Regions from separate parts of the Homo sapiens genome. Here all the other regions are linked to region 1. Evidence: chromatin contacts called from ENCODE Hi-C or POLR2A ChIA-PET data. All regions are on one chromosome and are shown on one strand. Each heading gives the region's core, a stretch centred on a gene start or an enhancer-like site at or near the end of the contact. The rest is flanking DNA. Distances are from core to core; before and after follow the strand shown.

The links. A loop is a pair of places that touch in the nucleus more often than their neighbours do. ChIA-PET counts read pairs that join two places held with the same protein, here RNA polymerase II (POLR2A). Pooled maps may share reads with other maps.
Region 2: a pooled map shows a loop between it and region 1 (2.9-fold over the local background). The contact joins the promoter of ITM2C here to the promoter of ARMC9 in region 1. A Hi-C loop is called at or near these places in 1 of 37 single-sample maps with no recorded cell type and 2 of 50 pooled maps. POLR2A ChIA-PET finds 5 or more read pairs at or near these places in 4 of 52 experiments (H1, Panc1, common myeloid progenitor, CD34-positive and 1 more).
Region 3: a map with no recorded cell type shows a loop between it and region 1 (9-fold over the local background). The contact joins the promoter of LINC00471 here to the promoter of ARMC9 in region 1. A Hi-C loop is called at or near these places in 1 of 37 single-sample maps with no recorded cell type and 7 of 50 pooled maps. POLR2A ChIA-PET finds 5 or more read pairs at or near these places in 1 of 52 experiments (OCI-LY7).

The regions. Positions count from the first base shown.
Region 1 is chr2:231,196,596-231,200,515 of GRCh38, reverse strand. It overlaps ARMC9 (armadillo repeat containing 9), which reads right to left and starts at 1,885. Exons shown (of 25, transcript NM_001352754.2): 1 at 1,818-1,885. RefSeq lists a silencer at 1,740-2,079.
Region 2 is chr2:230,862,790-230,866,709 of GRCh38, reverse strand. It overlaps ITM2C (integral membrane protein 2C), which reads right to left and starts at 1,768. Exons shown (of 6, transcript NM_030926.6): 1 at 1,565-1,768. The coding sequence starts at 1,684. RefSeq lists silencers at 569-668, 1,459-1,548, 1,649-2,018 and enhancers at 452-1,108, 1,109-1,767, 2,426-3,084.
Region 3 is chr2:231,512,165-231,516,084 of GRCh38, reverse strand. LINC00471 (long intergenic non-protein coding RNA 471) reads left to right here and starts at 1,708. Exons shown (of 5, transcript NR_199863.1): 1 at 1,708-1,988; 2 at 2,453-2,558. RefSeq lists a silencer at 1,476-1,695 and enhancers at 1,806-1,985, 1,556-2,365.

The DNA.
Region 1 (3,920 bases), core at 636-3,135:
TTTTTAGTAGAGACAGGGTTTCACCAGGTTGGCCAGGCTGGTCTTGAACTCCTGACCTCAAGCGATTCACCCACCCAAAGTGCAGGGATTACAGGCATGAGCCACTGCACCTGGCACTTCTTATAACCCTGTTCACAAAGACAGGGAGCTGTATTTCAACTTCATATCCCCAGAACCTAACAGAGTGTCTAGTAAGCAAGAAAGGTACTCAAGGCATATAATGAATAAATGAAGCCGGAGCTGAGGGGATGTCATTTTAAAGGCCCTGGAACGGGAAAAGTGAGTTTCTGAGAATTTGAAACCTTGAGGCCAACCTCAAGGCCTTTGCGCATATTACTCTCTCCGCCTAGAACACTCTTCCCTCTCTTCACCTGGTTAACCACTGTGCCTAATAAACATCACCTCCTTAGAGTAGACCTCCCTAAGCCGTTTAAATAGTATCTGCTGTGATCAACTGTCATTGAATGTGAGTGCTGCTGGGTATCCTATTACTCAACATTCTTAGAAATTACAGAATTGGCCAGGCACAGTGGCTCACACCTGTAATCCCAACACTTTGGGAGGCTGAGGCAGGCGGATCACCTGAGGTCAGGAGTTCGAGACCAGCCTGATCAACATGGTGGAACCCCATCTCTACTAAAAATACAAAAATTAGCCGGGCGTGGTGGCGTCTGCACCTGTAATCCCAGCTACCAGGGAGGCTGAGGCAAGAGAATCGCTTGAACCCAGGAGGTGGAGGTTGCAGTGAGCCGAGATCATGCCACTCCACTCCAGCCTGAGCGACAGGGAAAGACTCCGTCTCAAAAAAAGGAAAAGAAAAAGAAATTACAGAATTTTCTCTAAACTTTTATATCATAATAGGTATCATTTATTGAAGGTATATGGTATGCCAGGCAATGTGCAAAATGTTTTACATTTAACCTTCATAGTAAACCTGACAGGTGAATATAGTTTATATTTTCCCATTCCAGATGAGGCAATTTGAGGCCCAGGAAGTCTGACACACTCCCAACAGCCACAGTAAGTGACTAAGCGGCTGAAAAGAACCACTACACAGTATTTCCCAAAGTCTGGACCACCTAAATCAGAATCAGCTGGCACGCTTGTGCAAATGAAAATTCCTGCCTCCACCCTGGTCTTACTGAACACCGTGGCAGGCACCATGCCCAGAAATCTGCCTTTTAAACAAGCTCCCTGAGTGACTTTTACACACTCTCAAGTTTGAGAACCAGTGCTCTCCTTTATGCGGAAACTAAGAAAAACTTTTCCAGTTACATTTGGGGATTGCAGCGGCAGCTTTTGAATTCCTATATAAGAAAGATTTAGGGCCCACAAACGGGTGGGATTATGGGATTTGTATGGAAGCCGAATCTGCATAGCACGCATCCTGTTTTTCCTAAGATTAGGTGAAGTCTGGACTTCAACTGGGTGCCTCAGGAACGCGGCTAGCAGATGGAGATTATCAGGGGGATCTAAATCCCGGATAACCCGCTCGCGCCGCCACCACCAGCTGGATGGCTTGAGGGACCCCCTCCAAGTATGGCCCACTGCAGCAAAGATCAGGGACTACTTGCGGGAAGCAGCTGGGCCTGTCCTTTCTTGGGATGTCCAGGCGGCCGCCTCGGCCCTTGCCGAAGAAAGATCCCTGGACCGCAGGCGAGAAGTGGTAGCATCCGGCGGCGGCGGAGCGGGCGCGTCGGGTTTTTCCTCGGAACAAGAGGTCCGCAGAGCCTCGGCCCTCCAAACGCACCGCTGCTCCTCCCAGCACCAGGACGGCGGGCGGAGGGTGGCCCGGCTGCATCCGGGGACGCGCTTACCTGCTGCTCGGCCGCGGACACTCGCGCTATCCCAGCCCGGCCGCCACCTCCGCAGCCGTCACCCGGGCAACCGCCGCCGCCACCCCGGCGTCACGTGGGGGCGGCGCAGCCAATCGCGCGGGGCGCCGCCGACGCGGAGCAGCCTGGGAGGGAAGGTGGGCGACCCCGAAACTTCCTGGCGGCGGAAGTGAGGGTCCACAGCCCAGCAGTGGTGAAGGTTCACGCGCTGGATGACCGCGTCTTCTGTGGTCCTCTCCACCACTCCACTTTCGTTCGTTCATTCATTCGTTCATTTCCCTTTCGTTGCGCCAGTCGCTGCGCCGGCTCTCGGGATGAGCCGGAGCAGGCTCAACCCCTTGTCTCAAGGAGCTCGTGGTCGCGTAGAGAACACAAACTAGGACAGTGTGGTGTCCGTGGGGAAAGAGTCAGGCATGGTTATTCCCATCTTAAAGGAGGGACCTGGGGCCACCTTAGAACCAAAAGTGACGCCCAAGATGTGCATTAAAGCTCCGGGGACCAGGGTCCCGCCCCACTGCAGCGGTTTCCAAGGATTTCAGAGAAACTTTTTGTTTTCCATGTCAAATGTGGGCTATTAAAAATAAATCAGGAGCACACGTCTTCCCTCTCTTTGCACCTGATGCTTTTGAACTGAAGTTCATCAGCACTGAATGAGCACTTGCTAGTCACCCAACTTTGTGCTGGAGGGTGAAGAGATGGCCATGGATAGAAAATCCCTCCCCTCCAGGCGTTGAGATTCCGTGGGAGTCTCTCGTTGCCACCTCAGTGTTTCCACCTCCATGCTTCCAAGAAGGAGGAGGCTACCAGGGCCAGAGACAGGGAATGGGGCACGGAGAAGGTAGGTCAGCTCGCCTTTGAAGAAGCCCTAAGATGGGCTGTGGCCACCACTTCCCCAGTCCCCAACCCTGCCAGTGGATTGTCTTCCAAAAGAAAAAAAGCTGTATTTAGTAGAAGAGAGCCCTATCTTCTGTCCAGGTAATATGGATTGAAAATAAATCTTCAATCCATGGCCATAATATTTATCGTCAACACAACTGTATGCCGGGAGATGCCAGACAAAATATAGAACACACAGTTAAATGTAAATTTTAGATAATGTTTTAGTGTAAGTAAATCCCAAAAACTGCTTCATTTTATTGTGCATGTAGGATGTTATATTGTTCTGTATTTTTGTTTGCAAAACGTGCAGCCTATATGTGTGCCCAGCATTGTGCTAAGTGAATCATATAGATTGTTTTCTTTAGTTCTCACACCAGGCCCGGCACGGTGGCTCACACCTGTAATCCCAGCACTTGGGAGGCCAAGGCAGATGGATCACCTAAGGTCACAAGTTTCAGACCAGCCTGGCCAACATGGTGAAACCTGTCTCTACTAAAAATACAAAAATTAGCTGGGCGTATTGGCATGTGCCTGTAGTCCCAGCCACTCGGGAAGCTGAGGCAGGAGAATCCTTGAACCCGGAAGATGGAGGTTTCAGTGAGCCGAGATCACGCCACTGTACTCCAGCCTGGGCAACAGAGTGAGACTCTGTCTCAAAAAAAAAAAAGTTTTTAATTCTCACACCACATCTATGAGATGAATAATATTTTCAGCATTTTACTGATTGACAATGTTGTAATTAACCTGAGCTGTGTGCTCTTAGAAAACAGCCACAGTTAAGAAATCTCACCCACGCACCCCCAAACCTTTTGTTTTCTAAAATCCTCCACACTTTTGTGTTCTGGGAAGTAGCTTATCAGAAAGAACTACCCTTCCACATATGACTTCATCAGACCCACAGTCCTGTCTTTCTCATGCCTCCCATATGATGCACGGATGACCCCCTTGTTTACCTGTGACAAGGACAAATGCAGACCTTTTCCCTTCTGCCTGAGTCTGCCGGCAAGGCCAAGGACAGACTTTTCAGCTTCTCATTCTTTGTCTCATGGTTGATTAGCTGAGATTAGAGCTGTCTGTTTTGTCTTTGGCAAGATGAACAACATGAGGCATACGGGATTAAGAAACTCCTCAAAGTTTACACCACTGAGGAGACCAGGACTAAACCCAGGTCTCCGTGTCTCTGGACCCTGGGCTCTGAGCTGCCGT
Region 2 (3,920 bases), core at 519-3,018, 330 kb after region 1:
TTCCAAAGAAAAGGAGTCTTGAAGAACCCCTTGCAAACTTTTAAAGCTGCAGAACCATCTTCTTCAAATATGGAGCGCCCCCTCCACCTAAGCTTCAGATGAAAAGGGGGGAGCTGCTCTCATGGGGTGCACAGCAACCCCCAACCTCGCCTAGGTGGTTGTTGAACTCTTGTGGCTCTGAGCCACTGGTTGCTGCAGTGACCACCATAAAAGGGCAGGGGGTTCTCAGTCTCCTGGCATTCCTCACTCAGGGTCTCTGCCCAGGCTGACACCCAACTCTGACGGCCCTCTCCGGCGCCCCCTCCTCCAGGGTCCAGGTCATCCTCTGCAGGCCCCTTAATGCCCCAGGCAAGACTGAACCTGAGCCACAAAACCTGGGGAGGGGGCTAGGCGTTCAGGAAGACTCTTCAGAAGCCTGCATCTGGAAGTGGGGAAGCAGTGGACAAAGACTTTCTCAGTCCTGCCTCAATGCGGGGTGGGGAGGCGGGGAGGACATGGGCTTGGTAAGCCACAAGACCGCTGGGGGCGGCGCCCACGTAGACACCTTTGCCAGGCACAATAAAACCTGGCTGGGCCAGCTCTCCCTCCCTCCCTGTCCCTGCCCGCCACGCGTTCTGCCCCCTGCGGGCCCTTCCCGGACACAAGGCACGCAGCTCAGACAGTTTTCCACGGCGGAAATGCCTTCTCTCCCCCCCGGCCAGAGGGAAAGTGGAGGAAGCCGGGGTAGGGGAGGGGGATGACAGGGGTGGGGGAACGCGCACAGAGCCCGGGGACCCAGGATGCAAGGGCACTGGGGCAGTTGGGAGCCCTCCCCGTGGGGTCGGGGGACAGCCCAGCGAGAGGCTGGGAATGGAGAAAAGAGAGGGGAGCAGGGAGGCCCAGACGGCAGGGCGTGGGGTGGGAAGGGGGCACCCGGCCTCGGACCCCCGACGTCCAGAGGCCGCAGCGCCGTCGGTTCTGGCTGATTTCCATTTCATCACTTTCTGGTCTGTCAATTCCGGTGCAGGCCAGCAGCACATCCTCTGTCCCTCGCAGCCCCCAATTTCGGAGGAAATCAACGGCCCCACCCTCTTCGTTGGTACCAGACCCCCCCACCCCCAATTCCCCAGCCAATCAGGTCCCACCGCCCTACTTTGGAAAAACTACGTCTAACCCTCCTCCCATCCCCCACCTGGGGACTCGACTCGCGGCTTTCCCAGTTGATTGGAACCAGACGCGTACCCCCCCACCAACATTCCTCGAACTTCTTCGGACCAGCCCCCTCCCCCTATAAGGCGGCGAGGGGGCCCCCACTTTTGGAAGAGACCTCGAGCACTTCTCCACCTGAAGACCAGAACCAGACGCCTCCCACTCTTCGGACTTCAGCTTTTGGCTGCCGCTTTAGTACGGGACTTAAGCCCCCTCCTCATTCTGGGATAAGCAACCATTCGAGACTTCCCAACCCTGCTCCACCCCGGGCTCTGGGGCCCTGACGCGCCTCGGGCAGTCCCCAGGGCCGACGGGGCGCGCCTGGGTCGTGAGCCTGGGTCCCCCGCCCCACCGCCTGAGCCCCAGACCCTCTCACCCTAGCCGGCGTCAGCAGGATCTCGGTGGCCGAGGCCGGCGCAGGGGCCGACGCCGACGCCTTGTCAGCCTTGTCGCCCTTGATGCCAGCCACGGCGGGCTGGAAGCTAATCTTCACCATGGCTGCGCCGGCCCGCGCGTCCGCCCCGCAGCCTCTGCCGGTGCAGCCTCGGTCTCTGCCTCCGCCGCTCCGAGCTCTGCAGGCACCGGAAGTTTGGATCCCGCTCGCGTCCCTCTCTCTAACCCCACCCCCAGCCCTCCCCGCCCCGTCCCCGCGGGAGGGCCCCGGCGCCCGCCGCGCCTGCGCCCCCTTCCCGCCCGCGGGGCCCGCAGTGACCCCTGCCGGGCGCGCCGCTCCGCACCTGGGGCGGGTCGGAGTTCCTTCTGCCGCTCGCTCGCACAGTCACTCACTCGCTCGCTCACTCACTCACTCACTCACTCGCTCACTCATTCATTCAGCCGTCACGCTCGGATCCGTTCTCCGTAGCATAATCCCTTCGCATTCCCTGTCCAAGGCCAGCATCCCCGCAACGCAAGTCTTTGTTAACCCAGTGTTTGCCAGGCAAATGCAGCTTCCAGACAACTCACCCGTCTCTCCTGCCCCACTTCAGGTCTTCCCCTTTAGAAACGCTGGAGCCTCCGCTCTACCTGTCCCCACGCCCCCCTCCTCCGACCTGTCCTTGGCGCGGGGAGGAGGCTTTGAGACAGGCGCCAAACTGCTGCCTCCGTCTTGCCTTCTGAAGCCATCCACGCCTCCTTCATCCTCCATCTTGCTTCTGCCTTCATTCTTTATTCCTGCAAAACCTTCCTGGGGGGTCCTGGGGTGCACGCTGGAGCCGCCTGGAGTGGAGAAGGGAAGGCCGCCCCTGCTCCCTGGCTCCTTCGTGTTGCTGCGACCTCAGTTATTGGGTGACCTCCTGAACTGCCCTTGTCTCACTCATCCAGGAGGACCCTGGCGAGAGTGGAGGGAAGACCCCCAGGGCGGGTGTCAGAGGCTCGGGTTCCACTCAAGACTCTGCTCCTCCCAAGTATCACGGGTACTGGGGAAGCAGGGGCTTCTGTTGCTGGGATGGCTGCTCTTGGCACTAACGCCCTGAATCTTTCCTCTTTGCTCCTGGTCCAGACTGGGCCAGGGACAGCGCCCAGCAACACACACAGGTTGTGCTGAGTGGTCCGCTTTGGTTCTGCTGTTGGGCTGCCAGTGGAGGGCAGGGGAGTCCGTCCGCTTCTTGAGGACAGTCCGGGGTCCTCCACTGATCTCTCTTCTCACCTTTCAGGTCTTTTGCAGCTGCCTTGGGCCCTTAGCGCCCACGTCCCAGACCCGGACCTCTTGGCTCAGATCTTGGATGAACCTAGCAACCTTGAGGACAGACAGGTGGGGAAAGAAGAAAGTCTAACTGATGCTAAGGCCACCAGCCTGGGGAACTGGGGGGAGGGAATGGGGAGGTGGAAGAAGACAGATGGTTTGGAGGAGACGAGGAGGAATCTGGTTTGGCACAGAGCCAGAGAGGAAGGTGTTATGGACTACCGCTCATCACCTGCTCCAGATCCCATGGGAAACCTGGTGTCTGGAGAAGGCAAGCTCCACGTCTTGCTTAGGCCACACCCCCAACATGCATTCCTTCACTCAGTGTTTTCCAAGCACCCCTGTGTGCCAAGCATTGTGTTAAGCTCTGTGGCAGAAAACAGAGATGCCCAAGACACAACCCAGCCACCAAGGATGTGGTCATGTGAAACCTTCTATGAGTGGCATTCTTTCACGTGCATTCAATTATTTAATTTTCATCACAGCCTCTGTGACCTACACATTAGCCTCATGTTAATAGTGATAGAAGGTAGCATGACTAAACCCAGGGTCGCAGAGCTGGTTTGGCACAAATCTCTGGTCAGCAAGACAGGGCCACCTGGGTGAAGCATCCACATGCCTGAGATTGGCAGGCGAGCACCCCACTTCCCCTGGAAGGCCTTCCCAGACCGGCTGGGATAAGTCCCTTTCCTGTGCACCTTCAGCACTGTGCACATCCCCCTCGGGCCTCTCCTTACGCTTGACCATGGACTCAATGCCGGCCAAGTGCTGGGCGTACAACCTAGTGCAGTGATTCCTAAATTTTTTGGTTTCAGGACCCCAAGAGCTTTTGTTTAGGTGGCTTATGTCTATCAACATTTACCATATTAGAAACTAAAACTCAGAAAGTTTTAAGACACAAGAATACATATATTCCATTGGGCATCAAAGCGATGTCATCACACATGTAGTCTCTGGAAAACCCCACTGCACGCTAATGAGAGAATGAGAGTGAAAAGGGCAAATAATGACTTATATTGTTGCAAAAAATAGTTTTGACCTTGGAGACCCC
Region 3 (3,920 bases), core at 459-2,958, 320 kb before region 1:
ATTTTCCTCTCCCATCTTAAGGGTTATGGCTGACACCCCTATAACAAGGTTAATGAGAGAAAGGCATAACAAATTTAAAGTCTTATGTGACACAGGAACCTTAAGAAACGAAGACCCCATGACCTAAAGAAAACTGTATTTTTATGCTAAGTCTGATGAAAGAAGTAGATAGTTGTGCAGAAACATGATTGGACAAAAGGGGCATCATCTAATGGTCATACATAGGGGTGGGAGGAGACTTCGGCATGGCCCGTTTGCTCAGATTCTTTCTTGCGTCTCTGCATGACACTTCTCCTCCCCAGGTATGGCACAAGACTCCTCTGGAATGAGGGTCTTACAACCTACTTCACATGAGGTAGGCCAGTGAATTCCTTTATGACCCTGCTTTATGGGAGGGAGCAGATTACTTACAGAGACCTTGCTTCTGTGGTTTTCTCAACTGCCAAGGTGCCATATTTTGGCACATTTATGGATTTTGCTTGTGACTTATCCTGTCCTTGTTATTGATTTTAATAATACTTCCTGGCAGGGAGTGGTGATTCAATTTGCTAATACTTTATTTGAACCCTGCATCTGTTCTTAAATGAAATGGGCTTTTGCCTTTTCTTCAGTTGTTCTTGATCAGATATATATAATATTTTCTTAAAATATTTGGGCTAATCTCATAAAGTTAGCTAGGTAACAAGAGTTTGGTGAGGTACCAAATCTAAAACAGGTAGGCAGATTGTTTTTTCTATTCTCATTCTTTCCCAGTTTGGGTCTTTCTGAAGCTAGGATAAGGCCAGGGCTCCTTACTCAAGATCACCCTTCCCTATCCCCTAAAAACACACACAATATCCCCAAAGTGTCACTGTTCAAGTTCCAACATGGGGCTAACTCCGAGGAGCTTGATCCTCCTACTGGGGCTACTGGTGTTAATGGCCATGAGGCCTTGTGAGAGCACATGTTCATGACAGTCCAACTCAAAAAACTACGAGAGTATTAAGTGATGGAGAATTAAACCTTAACTACCGAGCCTCAACTTCTTTAAATGAAAAATGAAACTTTTACCATCTAAGTCACACGTGTGTTTTGAGACGTCCATGATAAAATTTTGAAAAAGCACCCAGTACGCTGGGTGGCACAAACACGCAGCGGGCGAGGGCCCCTACAGCAGCGACAGCCTTAACGGAGAGACCCTCAGCTGTCGTCTCAGTGCCTCCTTCACGGCTGGAAACGGCGAGGACGCTAACATAGCCCTCACTGGGCGGGACGCGACTTAAACGGTTTAACGACCCCGAGCGCTGGGGTCCGTAACGGCGCCGACACACGCGCCCTTACGGACTGGTCGCTTTTAACGAGTGCTATTCACTTTCCGACTGCCCCTCCGCCATGGAGCGTCGCACCGCGTGACCGTCACCAACTCCTCGAACTCTGGGGCACCTCGGCCTTCTCCCGCGCCAACCTGGCGCGAAGACCTGGGACACCGCGCGCACCTGGACCAGCGAACCCAAAACCCCGCCTCCCGCGCTAGACCGCAGCAAAATGTCCGCTCCACGCGCAGGCGCAGCACGTGCGGCCCCCCCTCCACCCCGGCTCAAGACTCACGCCCCCAGGCTCCCGCACCGCCCGCCCCTCCCAGGGTCGCGGCTCAGGATTGGTTCAGGGGTTGCGCGGGCTCTGATTGGGCGAGGCGGAGTCACCAGGGCGCCGTATCTTTACGTGGCCGTCTTCCCCGCGCGCCTTGGATCTGGGGCAATAGCTGAGAGGGCGTCACCAGCGTGTCGGCGCCTGCGGTTTTCTTCGGGCTGTCCCCAGGCGTCGTGCCCGCGTCCGTCACGCGCGGTGGCTTGCAGGGGCGCACCGCGACAGCCTTAAAGGAAAACCTGTTAGGGACAAGGGCTGCTGTGGGCAGCGAGGGTTATAGACTCATGTGTGTTCTGAATTCTGGTGGGGGTAGTGATGGACGCTGACCCAGTTCACAGAATTATCTGACTGGCGAAGTAAAGGTACTTGAATTGCAGGTACTGTTTTTGGCCCTTTGTCCCCTGTATTTTGGCCCAATGTGCTTCCATTTGAGTAGTCTGTAGTGGAACTATATATATATTTTTTAAACAGTTACTTGAAAACACGTGACGGATCAGAATGAGAGGAATAGGAAGGAATTCCTGGGAATTTGTCTTTTTTTTTTTTTTTTTTTTTCTTAAGGAGTTTCCACTTATCGATTGTGGCAAAAGAAGAGGTATGGGAGACCTCACCTACAACATCAAAAATCACCTTTTGTATTTGTTTTTCTGTTCGCTGGTGTGAGTAAAAGATACCAAATGAAAATTAAAAGTTAAGATGAGGCCTAACATAAGTTTATTCCAAATGCCAGTTTACTGTTGGAAATACCAGAGACAAAACGTGCCTGGCTTGGAATGTGTGAAGGCCTTGTCATGTGCCTAATAATAATCTTGTCTATTTTGAGCAGGAAAAAAGGTCAAGGTGAACTGAAGAAAATAAGTCTTTCCCCAAAGGAGGTAGAAGATGGGGAAGATGAGATGTCAGAAGCTAAGGACAATGGCAGTAGAGATGAGGTAATTATATGTACAGAGTTGAGCAGAGTAGAATTTATTATTAATGCCAACAATTAAAATCCAGAGTAAAGCAGTTAAACTGCATTGTTTAATCTCAAAAGTTGGCCGGGCTGGGTGGCCGTCGCCTGTAATCCCAGCACTCTGGGAGGCAGAGGAGGGTGGGTCGCTTAAGCTCAGGAGTTTGAGACCAGCCTGGGCAACATCGTGAAACCCGTCTCTACTAAAAATACAGAAATTAGCCGAACGTGGTGTCTCCCACCTGTAGTCCCAGCCACTCGGGAGGCTGAGGCAGGAGAATTGCTTGAACCCGGGAGGCGGAGGTTGTAGTGAGCGTGCCACTGCACTGCAGCCTGGGAGACAGAGTCGGTCTCAAAGCAAAAAAACAAAAACAAAAACAAAAAACACAAACCTCAAAAGTGCTATTGCAAACACTTTTCAACTAGTATTACAAGTCCACACTAAACTGGATACCAAAACCTGACCAGGTCATTTTGAGAAATCACAGACCACTCTCTCTTTAATGAGCATAGATACAAAAATTCCAGAAATATTAGCAAATTGAATATCAATGTTATGCAAAGAGTAATACATCATAATGTATCGTGACCAAGTGTGGGTTATTTTGGGAATGCCAAGGTGTTCTTTGTTTGTAAAGTGATACTGGTTTTCTGGTAATACTGGTTTAAATCTCTTCATTCTTTAAATTGATTCATTAAAATCCATTCATTTATGGCCCAGGAGGGCGGTGCTTTCCCTCAGCCCTGCCTGGCTGTTTTAAATTAAAAAATAAAAAAGAAAAAAAAAGTCTATTACTTTGTGTACCTGCCAAACATGTTTTCATATTTCTTCTTTTGACATAGTCCTCACTATGTTCTTCTGAGAGTCTCTCCTTTGGAATTTGAAAATAGATAGGTTTAAGTTGAGTCCTGAAAGAATTAAGGTGGGTTAGTGGGTACACAGCTAATGAATATGGAATGTTTCACATGTGCAGCCATTGTACAAGGGCTTTATGCCAGGGGTCCCCAAGCCCTGGGCCACAGACTGGTCTATGGCCTGTTATGAACCAGGCCGCACAGCAGGAGGTGAGTGGTGGGCAAGTGAGGGAAGCTTCATCTGAATTTACAGCTGCCTCCCCATTGCTTGCATTACTGCCTGAGCTCCGCCTCCTGTCAGATCAGCTGCAGCAATAGCGTCTCATAGGAACACAGACCCTATTGTGAACTGCGCATGTGAGGAATCTAGGTTGTACGCTCCTTATGAGAATCTAATGCCTGATGATTTGTCACTGTCTCCCATCACCCCCAGATGGGACTGTCTAGTTGCAGGAAAACAAGCTCAGGGCACCCACTGATTCTACATTAT